2 separate regions of the Homo sapiens genome follow, and region 2 is linked to region 1. Evidence: read pairs that join two places in POLR2A ChIA-PET (ENCODE). Cell type or tissue: GM12878. All regions are shown on one strand. Region 1 overlaps FSIP1 (fibrous sheath interacting protein 1). Region 2 overlaps BMF (Bcl2 modifying factor).

What was found. Peaks named below come from ENCODE experiments on the same cell type or tissue, not always from the same donor. Only the 100,000 strongest peaks of a DNase experiment are listed, where the experiment ranks them.
Region 2: POLR2A ChIA-PET joins it to region 1 with 11 read pairs; 3 of 35 experiments call an interaction of 5 or more read pairs at or near these places.

The regions. Positions count from the first base shown.
Region 1 is chr15:39,646,595-39,651,594 of GRCh38, reverse strand. All of the region lies in intron 10 of FSIP1 (fibrous sheath interacting protein 1), which reads left to right. Among named protein-coding and RNA genes, the nearest start is that of THBS1-IT1, 63 kb to the right of the region's middle. In GM12878, no CTCF peak of the experiment used is centred here; no DNase peak of the experiment used is centred here.
Region 2 is chr15:40,096,225-40,101,224 of GRCh38, reverse strand. All of the region lies in intron 4 of BMF (Bcl2 modifying factor), which reads left to right. Among named protein-coding and RNA genes, the nearest start is that of BMF, 10 kb to the left of the region's middle. RefSeq lists enhancers at 2,070-2,639, 3,286-3,799, 4,473-4,522 and a silencer at 3,040-3,089. In GM12878, no CTCF peak of the experiment used is centred here; DNase peaks (open chromatin) are centred at 2,324 and 4,764; H3K4me3 peaks cover 3,923 bases; H3K27ac peaks cover 5,000 bases.

The DNA.
Region 1 (5,000 bases):
CATTATTTTTTTGAACACCCAGGACAACTCTATGAAATAAGCCCCATTTTACAGATGAGAAAACTGAGGCTTAGAGAAGTAACTTGCCCAAAGTCACACACCTGCTGTGAGGAGGAAATAATGCACTTTTCATTCATTAGAGCTTTCACCAGATGTCATATTTATCTATTTTTTACAGATGGTTAAAAGAATAATATGGAAATTTGAGTTGCTTGTCATTTTGCATTAAACATTGTGTGAAAATCACATCAATGTCACAAAATTTATTGGAATAATGGAATAGAGATTGTTTTGACATTCATCATTTCCAGAGTCTTAGAATTGTGATGATCTTTTTCCAGTGGGCTCTGGAAGCTTAAGAAATTTAAGATTTGTTAACTTAGGAAACCCTACATTATAAAACAAATTGGTTGGTTGGTTGTTCATCCACTAGAACCTGAAGTATAACTAGATATGGAGACACATGACAGCTGTTTTTCATGGGTTCATGTCCATGGGTTCATGCCCACCCTCCCATCAGATGACTTCCTCTCTCTGTGGCCCATGCCCTCTGGGACTCCATCTGACCAGTTACTGGCTGCACTTGGGAAACGAAGGAGCACTGCAGGTGTGGCTGTTGCTGTGATTGCCGAGTCATTCCCTTCCCTGTCAAGTAAAGCCTGTGTTAACTCAAAGCCAAATGACAGGAAACCTAAATTAATAGGAATTGTTTTTATTCGAAGGAGGAAAATCATAAGAAAACAAGCTATTATTATATTAGTAAGAAAGCAGAGCACAGAGACTTCCGAAGAATGTTCTGGGGGTGATATCTGATTGTTTAGCTCTTACCTTTATAGGATTGTACAGTGAATACTTATTTAAGAATCACAACGCTGAGATGCTGTACGATAGACCGTCAGAACTGGGAAGTTCCCTTCTTGTTCAGATGAGGACGCTGAGGCCAGGGAGGTGGTCTACATAAAGTCGTTTTCAAAAGTGGTGCTGTTGTCTTTTTGCCATTTCAACCTGTCTCAGCCATCAAAGATCCATTGATTGTACTGCTTACTAAGGCAGGGAGGTAAATAAATACATATTAGAAAACTTTCCCCAAGGGTTGAGACAGTATTTTTTGGTTTACTCTTTACTTTTAGTCATAAGGGAGGACTTAATATTTTGGGTATTTGAAAAGGACAAAGATGTATAGAAAGAAGACAGAGAAGTAACAGGATGATACCATATAGCCAGCAATGTGATTAAGTGATAAATTGTGTGGTACCAATTTTAAATAATAGTAGGCAACATTTCCCAAATAAGATTGTCCTGGGATTTCAGCAATTATACTGTAAAATTTTTATGGCCAAGGAATTTTGTGAAATTCTGAATATTATATAACCCTCTTAGGAATTCACAACTGATGGTAGCTTATTAAAGCCTCTGAGAATTCCATAGTAGAGAAACCTGTCCAACTGAGTTTGAACCAGAGTTTCCAAATTTATTTGAAACAGAATGTCTGAAAGTATTCTAGAAAAGTGCTGTGTGAGTTCAGGTTGCGAATGCTGATGTGGGGAATCCCGAGGATAAGGACGCTGAGTGGGGAATCAGCACAGCTGAAGAGAGCTTTGTGGAGGACTTGGCATTTGAGCCAGGCCAGCAGGAACAAAAGTGTGGGGCCAGAAATGAGCACGAGGCCTGACACTCAGCTGGCACTCAATAAGTGTTTACTGAGTAGGTATGTGAGTGAAAACATGATTTCTATGGAAGGCAATCGGGATATTGGCTTAATTAGAATGAAAAGGTTGGGGAACGTGGAAATAAAGTTGAAGAGGCAGATTCTTCTGATTAGAGAGGGTCAAGCTGAGTGTTCAGGACTTGATCCGACAGGGAACGCTTTGTTGGTTCCTGGGCAGAGGACGACGGCAGAGTAGAAAAAGTGTCTGGGAAGAATAGCCTGAGAGTGGTGTAGAGTCAGGCAGGGATGGAAAAGACCAAAGTACAGTGAAGAGCAAGGAGCCTTAGAAAATGATGCTAACCTCTGTCTGGGTAGTAGTAGGTCACATATTGATTTTTATATGTGCCTAGATAAATGCAAAAGCAAGAGATCTTTTTAAATATAAGAAGTAAGCTAGAGTAAATTCCATCTCAGTCATTTCTGGTATCTTGAAAAACAAAGGGATAGTAAAGTATTATCAGAATAGGTGGGACAAATGTTCTTGGAGATTGAAAACTTGAAGCATTTCTACTCGGAAACTTATAGTGTCTTTATGACTAAAATATATTTGACCCTTATGCTTGCAGGATGTGAAATTTAGGATAAATTACTCTGTCAGGAAACATTACCAGCTAGAGTTCCTGGAGTGGGAGCCACACTGGCTTTACAGGTGTTTTTGGTCTTTTCATATTGCAAAACAGTTTATGTGAATAAACATAATTTATCCTTATACATCTTATTCCAGCTGAAAACTCTTAAGACTCTTAAGTCCCTCCTCTTAAAGAAGACTGAAATCGTGTCCAGTCAAATGTGTAGGTGTTTATGGTACTCAGCTTTTGAGCTATTGGTTGTTTCCGTTTGCTTAGTTCTCTTCCACTCACTCTTAGGCTGGATAAAGATTTCCATTCCTTTTTGGGTGAAATATTTTCCATAAGTTACAAAAAACCCAAATAAAAAAAAAAAACTTTGCACAAGAAATCCCAGTCTGAAATAGCTTTCCTTTTTAAATAATGATATAAAATAAAGATAGAACACATGATAATTATAGTCATTATTACTTGGTGGCTTGAATGCTCAGATTATTTGAAGGGGTCATCTTTAAAATGCCTGCCTCTTTATTCTGTGATTTACTGACTCTTGACCTTTATAATTCAGTTTATAATTAAGACTTTCCCAAGAAGTCTCCCTGATAGGCCCCAAACTACCAATTACATCACACATTTCACCATTTCCAACCTACCTTTACTTTTGGGCACCAATGTTAGTATCTTATTTACATCACTATAATTTTAAAAATCTGTTTAACTTACTTCTTCTGAGTTACTCCTGGGTTCTTAACTGCTATACTTGTGTTTTCTTTTCCTAACAAGGTGGGGTCTTGGAAAGCATTGGTCTGTGTCAGTGGTTCCCAACCACGGCAGATGAGAATCACCTGGAGAACTTTTAAGAACTTACGATGCGTATGTCTCACCTTCTAAGGTTATGATCTAGTTTGTGGAACCACTGGTCTACATCAAACCCAAGTTAAGCAAACATTATATATTGTTAGTGAGTAGTACAAAACCTTCAATTCTATGGACATTTGGCAAATATCTTATATTAAGGTAGAGACTAAAATTAAAATTTAGAATTCTAGAAAATTTCAAGCTGCCAGTACAATCTCAAGTTTCTCTAATTTTTCTTTTTTTTTTTTTTGGTAGCAATTTTATACTAGATTCTTTTTTTTTCTTTTTTTTTTTATTATACTTTAAGTTTTAGGGTACATGTGCACATTGTGCAGGTTAGTTACATATGTATACATGTGCCATGCTTGTGCGCTGCACCCACTAACTCGTCATCTAGCCTTAGGTATATCTCCCAATGCTATCCCTCCCCGCTCCCCCCACCCCACCACAGTCCCCAGAGTGTGATATTCCCCTTCATGTGTCCATGTTATACTAGATTCTTGTGTGCATTAAATACCAGTGACTAACTTACTTTTGATTAAAGGGCAAAGCGTAGTGATATTAATTTATTTTTGGATTTCAGACATTCTATGTCATGCAGTATTTTTCCCAATATAACAGTTTAATATCTATTTGTCCTTATGCAGTAGATTTTGTTAGAACATTTAAACATAGACCTTTTGGAAAATTGACCTTAAGAAGTCTTTTTTTTTTAATGCCTTCCCTCTCCTATTCATGGTACATGTGTGTTTTCATTCTATTAAGTGATAATTTTTTGAATGGCTGTTCTGAAGCTTTAAGTGTAAATTTTTTTCCTATGTCCTGAGACTGTTAGAAAACACCAAAATCTGAGTAACATACCAGTGATGTCATGGGGTAGAAAAGATGTGGAAAGGGTAGCACAAGTCTCTTCTGGGTGTAGGTTTGGCATGCCCAGGGCCAGAAGGGACAGAGGTGGATACCTGAGCCCTACCATAAGGCAGAGTCTCATATGTCAAGTGGAATAAACCCCAGATGATGCATCCACAGGGCTTTTGTTTTTGTATCTCTTTTTTTTGACCACCAAAAAAACCACTTTTTTAAAATTATATATATTTGAAGTATACAACATGATGTTTTGATATACATTGTGAAATGGTTATTATAGTCAAGCAAATTAACACATTCATTTCACATAGTTACCCTCTTTGCGTATGTGTGGAAAGAACACGTAAAATCTACTCTTTTTGCAAGAATCTCAAATAAAAGGCAGTATTACTAACTATAGTCCTCATGTTGTATGTTAGACCTCCAGACTTGTTCATCTTACATGTCTGCAACTTTGTATCCTTTTATGTATATCTCCCCATTTCCTACCAGTCTCACCACATCCCTGGTAACAACTACTTCTATCACCCCTGGTAACAACCACTTTATTCTATCTTCATGTATTCAACTTTGTTTTTCTTTTTTTAGATTCCATATATAAATGAAATAATGCAGTATTTTTCTTTCTGTGTCTGGTTTATTTCACTTAGCATAATGTCATCCATGTTCATTCGTGTGGCAAATGGCAGGATCTCCTTTTTTAAGGCTAAATAATATTTCTCTGTATGTGTGTATATCACAGTTTCTGTATCCATTCATCCATCAACAGACATTTCAGTTGTTTCAGTATCTTGACTATTGTGAATAATGCTGCAATGAACAAGGAAATGTGGATACCTTTATGAAGTTAAGTGGTGATTTCATTTCCATTAGACTTTTTTTTTTTTTTTAAGAGACAGTGTGTCACAGTGTCACTCTGTATCCCATGCTGGAATGCAGTGGTGCAATCATAGCTCACTGTAAAGCTCAAACTCCTGGGCTCAAGTACTCCTCCCATCTCA
Region 2 (5,000 bases), 450 kb before region 1:
TGGTTCACAATTCATTTCCCACTCCACCTGGCAGGGGACTCCCTGAGCAGAGCTGCCTCCCCTGAACTTCCCTCCACCTGCCTGGTCCAGAGGAATTAGTGTCCAGACTGATCATCTGTGGACCTTGGCCTTATCGATTTCTCTTCAGGGAATGATAGTCATTCCCCATCATTGCGGGCTGGATTTAGAGAGCCAAGAAAAGCAACCCTAGAGGCAGATGGGACTTGAGGAGGCCTGACCGTCACCTTTCCCCTACATCTGGGATAGTGTCCTGGGGCTAGACAGTGGCCACTGGTCCATAGTCCTGTGGAGAGTGTGCACTCCCCCTTTTTGTCCCTGGTTACAGACCTGAGTTACTCGTTTTTTTGCACCAGAACGACCTTCTCCCTTGGAGGTATGGAGCAGAGGGAGGGGGCGTGCTGATGCCATGAAATCCCAATTGAGTGTATCGACCTGGCTCCAGATGCAACAGGTTCCAAGTTTCCCTGGGTGTCGTTTTACGTGGGCCATCTGCACTTTCAGCGCATTTCCCAAGAGCCTTGCTAGGTGGAGGACTAGCCTGGTCACCCGAGTTACCAGTTCAGGGTGACTCTTCCAGATCCACAGGCAAAAAACCGGAGGCAGAAGATCAGAGTTAGCAGGGTGCTCCGCCTCAGCTCTTTGTGTCTCCAAAGCAGCAAGAGAGTTGGAGGCAGAGTGAGTGGAGGTAAAAACCTTTCAGAACCTCACCACACATCCCACCTTCCTTTGGCCGGGGCAGGAGTGAAGGTTCCCCTGTTTGCTCCTCTGTGAGCTGACAAACTGTGGCAGGGACCCCCGATGGTCTGCTGATAATGACTTATCTTGAGGGTGGTGCTGTGGTGCTTCTGTGTCCAGCTTCTGCATGGAAGAGCATGGTGCAGATGTACTTCCTCCCTGAGCCCCTGGGCTGCCCTGGCCAGAAGGTCTGAGCCCCAGCTTTCCTGTCCTTGTGCCATGGCCTCATTCAGCACGAGCCTAAGGAGGGGCAGGAAGTGGTATCCCCTCCCCTTGGGAGAGTCTTCTGTCCCAGTGGCCCATCATGACATTTGGGGGTATTTCTGGGCAATGTTAAGAAGCCAAGAATCCTCAAAAACAGTAGTTACTGTAAACAGTCGAGTGAGTAAAGCTACAGGAGGGTTGGAATTCTTCATGTTGGAAATGGCTTTTTCACTTGGACCAGGAGTGGCTCCATTCAGAAAAGCCGGGTTTGGAAATCTCTGAATAGTAATTAGACTTTTTGGCAAATGAAATCTGAGAAAACTTTCAGCCACTCAGTTGAAACCATCTTTAGCTGTAATATCACAAAAAGGATCCTAGACTTGTAGGCAGATCTGTTAAAATCCCAGCTCTGCCACTTATAAGTTATGTGTTCGTGGGCAAATCATGTAATCTCTCCAAGCCTTTTTTTTTTTTTTTTTTTTTTGGTGAGACAGCGTTTCGTTCTTCTTGCCAAGCTGGAGTACAGTGGTGCGATCTCGGCTCACTGCAACCTCTGCCTCCGGGTTCAAGTGATTGTCCTGCCTCAGCCTCCTGAGTAGCTGGAATTACAGGCATGCACCACCATGCCTGGCTAATTTTTGTATTTTTAGTAGAGACGGGGTTTCTCCATGTCGGTCAGGCTTGTCTTGAACTCGCGACCTCAGGCGATCCGCCCATCTCGGCCTCCCAAAGTGCTGGGATTACAGGTGTGAGCCACTGCACCCGGCTTAGTCTTGGTTTCTAATACTTACCTTGCCTAGTTGATGTGAAGGGCCTTTAGGAGTTGTGATACAAATAACTATTAAGTCAGGGACAGTTGAGTACTTTTAGAAATATGTTAAAAGATGACTTTAGGATTTTGCTTGGACCTGACTTTGTAATTTGGGGAGCTCTTTTGGAAGTTGTACCCGAGTTGGTGTTTGCATGGTTTATTAACTAGCAGCTTCTCTGCCTAGCAGACTGGATCCTTTGTTCAGGGAGCCCCTGATTGCTTCCTGACACTTTGGGATTCTCTAGTTATTAGTGAGTGGTTTTCTGGAACTTAAGCTGGCTAACTAGGTTGCTCAGCGTCTAGATGGGACAGCCCCGGGCAGGGGCCCCAGAGGTTTGCTATAGAGTGAGATGGGTCCCTAGGAAGCCAGCCTCTGTCCCAGGAGTGGGAGGCCCACCTAGGACAGTGCCAGGGGAAGAATGAGGCTGGGGGAGGGACTGCGGAGAGCCAGAGTGCGTGAGAGCCAGCGCCGGGGCTGGGGGCCCTGTGTTTGCTCTGTGGCTGGCTCTGTTTATATCGCTCGCTATATTTAGCTTCTGAGTCATCAGCGTGGCAGACTAGAGGCTGAGTTCCCCACACACTCTGCACCTGACTGCTCTCTCTTCCAGGAGAAGGGCCTTGTAGTTCCGGAGAGTTCATTCCCTCCCCACCAAGGCCTGCCATGGGATGGAAATTGGCTTTTTTTTTTGGAAAGTGGGTGATGGGAGGAGGGGACTAAGGGAGACACAAAGAAAGAAGGTTAAAGAAAAATGACTGGTTTGCCTTTTGATCCATGTCTGGCAGCCAAGAGGTCATGTTCCATGACCAGAGCACACAATCAGTCCGTGTGTGAAGGGGAGGGTTCCATCCTTCCTCCTTGCCTGGTTTGCCTTGACCTGGTCCTGGACAGGACATGAACAGTCAGCTGAAAAGACCCCAAGTCGAGTGTCAGAACCTGGGGTTATTTTGCATAGCATAATACACACAACAGGCTTGTCCCCCGAACCCCCTCCCTCTCCCTTCTTTAACCAGGGCACACACCATTGTGCCCTTCTGAGCTCTGAAGAAGTTGCCCAGTAGTTTGATGGAGCTGTTCTCAGCTTGAAGGAAACTGAGTAAGGGTCTCAGTAGTTCCTCCCTCCAGGCTGTGGAGGTGCAAAACAAGGGTCTGGGGACATGGATGGTGCAGCACAGCTCTGTCCCCGAACCGTACCCCTCAACCCCCAGTGGCTGGAGCCAGTGTCTTCCAGTTGCGTTAGAGGAAGCCTTGCCATCTTCCACTGAGAGCTGGCTGGCTTCGGACTGCTCTTTTTTCCTTAGAGAAGCAATGGGCGTGGCCATGGTGGCTTCAATGTCCTGTTAACACTGCTGGCTGGGCTGAGGAAGCTCTTGGCAAGGAGTCTTTTTTTTCCTTTTCCGTTTTGCCACGTTGCTCGTTCCTCGGGCCTCTGGGTCAGAAGCAGTCTGAGGCAGTGGGCCCACTGGGTCCAAGGGGTTGCCCTCTGGGTTTCAGAATCCTTGGCTTACCCTGGCAGCCTAGAATCCTGAGCCCCATGGCCTGTGGCTGCTGTGGGCAGTCTCAAAGCAGAAAGTCAGGGATCTCCCAGGGATTTCGTGAGTCTGCCGGGAAGATGGTGCTCCCCAGGCCGGCCCTGTTGCAGAGCATATTGAGAGACGTGCTCTGCAAAGCCAGTGAGTCCCAGGTTTTCCTTGTGCTCCCCAGGGAAGGAGGAGCCTGCTCCTTGCAGCCCCCAGGCCCAGTGCTTCATGTATATTTTTCTTACGTAATCACCACAGCAACCTTGGACTTTTAGACTCCATTGCCACTGTGTTATAGGAAACTGAGGCTCAGAGAAGTGAGGTAACATGTCCAAGTCACACCGTAATTTGCTGAGCTAGGCGTCATACAGATTTGATGGATTCTGGAACCATGGTCCAATCGCCCCATACCTGCTGCCCAGCAATCACATTCCGGAAAACAAGGGTACAAGGAAGCACACATTTGCTGCCCCAACCCGCTCTGCCTCATGTGATACTCAGCTAGGTGCTCTTGCTCTTCTCCCCATTATATTGTAAAACAATTGAGAACCAAGTTTATAATATTTTAATCATCTTTGTATCCACATAACTCTTAGCTCAGTTGGGTGCTTAGTAGCTCAGTTGGGTGCTTGGTAGCTCAGTTAGGTGCTTGGTAGCTCAGTTGGGTGCTTGGTAGCTCAGGTGTTTGGTAGCTCAGTTAGGTGCTTGGTAGCTCAGTTGGGTGCTTGGTAGCTCAGTTGGGTGCTTGGTAGCTCAGTTGGGTGCTTGATAGCTCAGTTGGGTGCTTCATTAAAATGTCCTTATTTCAACAGAAAACATCTTCCTAGCTTCCTTCAAGCAGGAATTTTCCTGCTCTCAATGTTCCTGTTCTTAATTGCAAGGCTCTTTCTTTCAGCCTTGGCCTGAGTAGGTTTAGAGAATGACAGGGAAAAGGGAAGAGGGAGGAAAACTTCACATCGTGGACTGTGCACCTTCCCCTAGAGTATAGACAATTCTGCATTTTGAAGAGATTGAGTGTGGTTTCAGATCACAGTCTGAAGTTATAATTTCAGACCAGTTTTAGCTTTATTTCTGTTTGATCTTCAGTTAGCTCTGCCTCTGAAAGGGTTATTTTTTTCTGGTCCACAGCGTCCTTACTAAATAGTTAATGATCTGGAAACAATGTCTTTAAGCATACTAGGGGAGCAGATCAGTGGTGATTTGCTTTGAAAAAGGTAATGCTATTTTCATAATGTCAATAAACACACTGTAAAATTTTAGTGAAGGAACATAGCTTTGGAGTCAGAAGTCAGGGCCTCAAATTACACCCCTCCCAACTAACTTGGGATGACTTTTCTGAGCCATTGTTTCCGTCGCTCTAAAATGGGTTGATTAATACCTGCTCTTCCTATCGTGAGGATCACATGAGAAGAAAGGAAAGTGCTCTGTTCTGTATCTGAGATATTATAAGTTGCTCTCTGTTTGGTAAATTTGCATTTTGTGAGTTAGGTTCTTTTAGAGCTGCACACGGCTTCGCTTTGCTTCTTCCTCTGATACTTTGGGGTGAATTAGCTCTAGCTGGAGCATCTGGAACACTGGTGACACACAGAGCCCCCAGAGGGTATGAATTGGATCTGAAAAGGGGAGAGGCAGAGGGAGATTCTTATCCAGGGAGCGTAGGGAACACGCTTTGTGCTTAGGGCAGAGGCTGTGTGGGATGAAACAGAGTTTG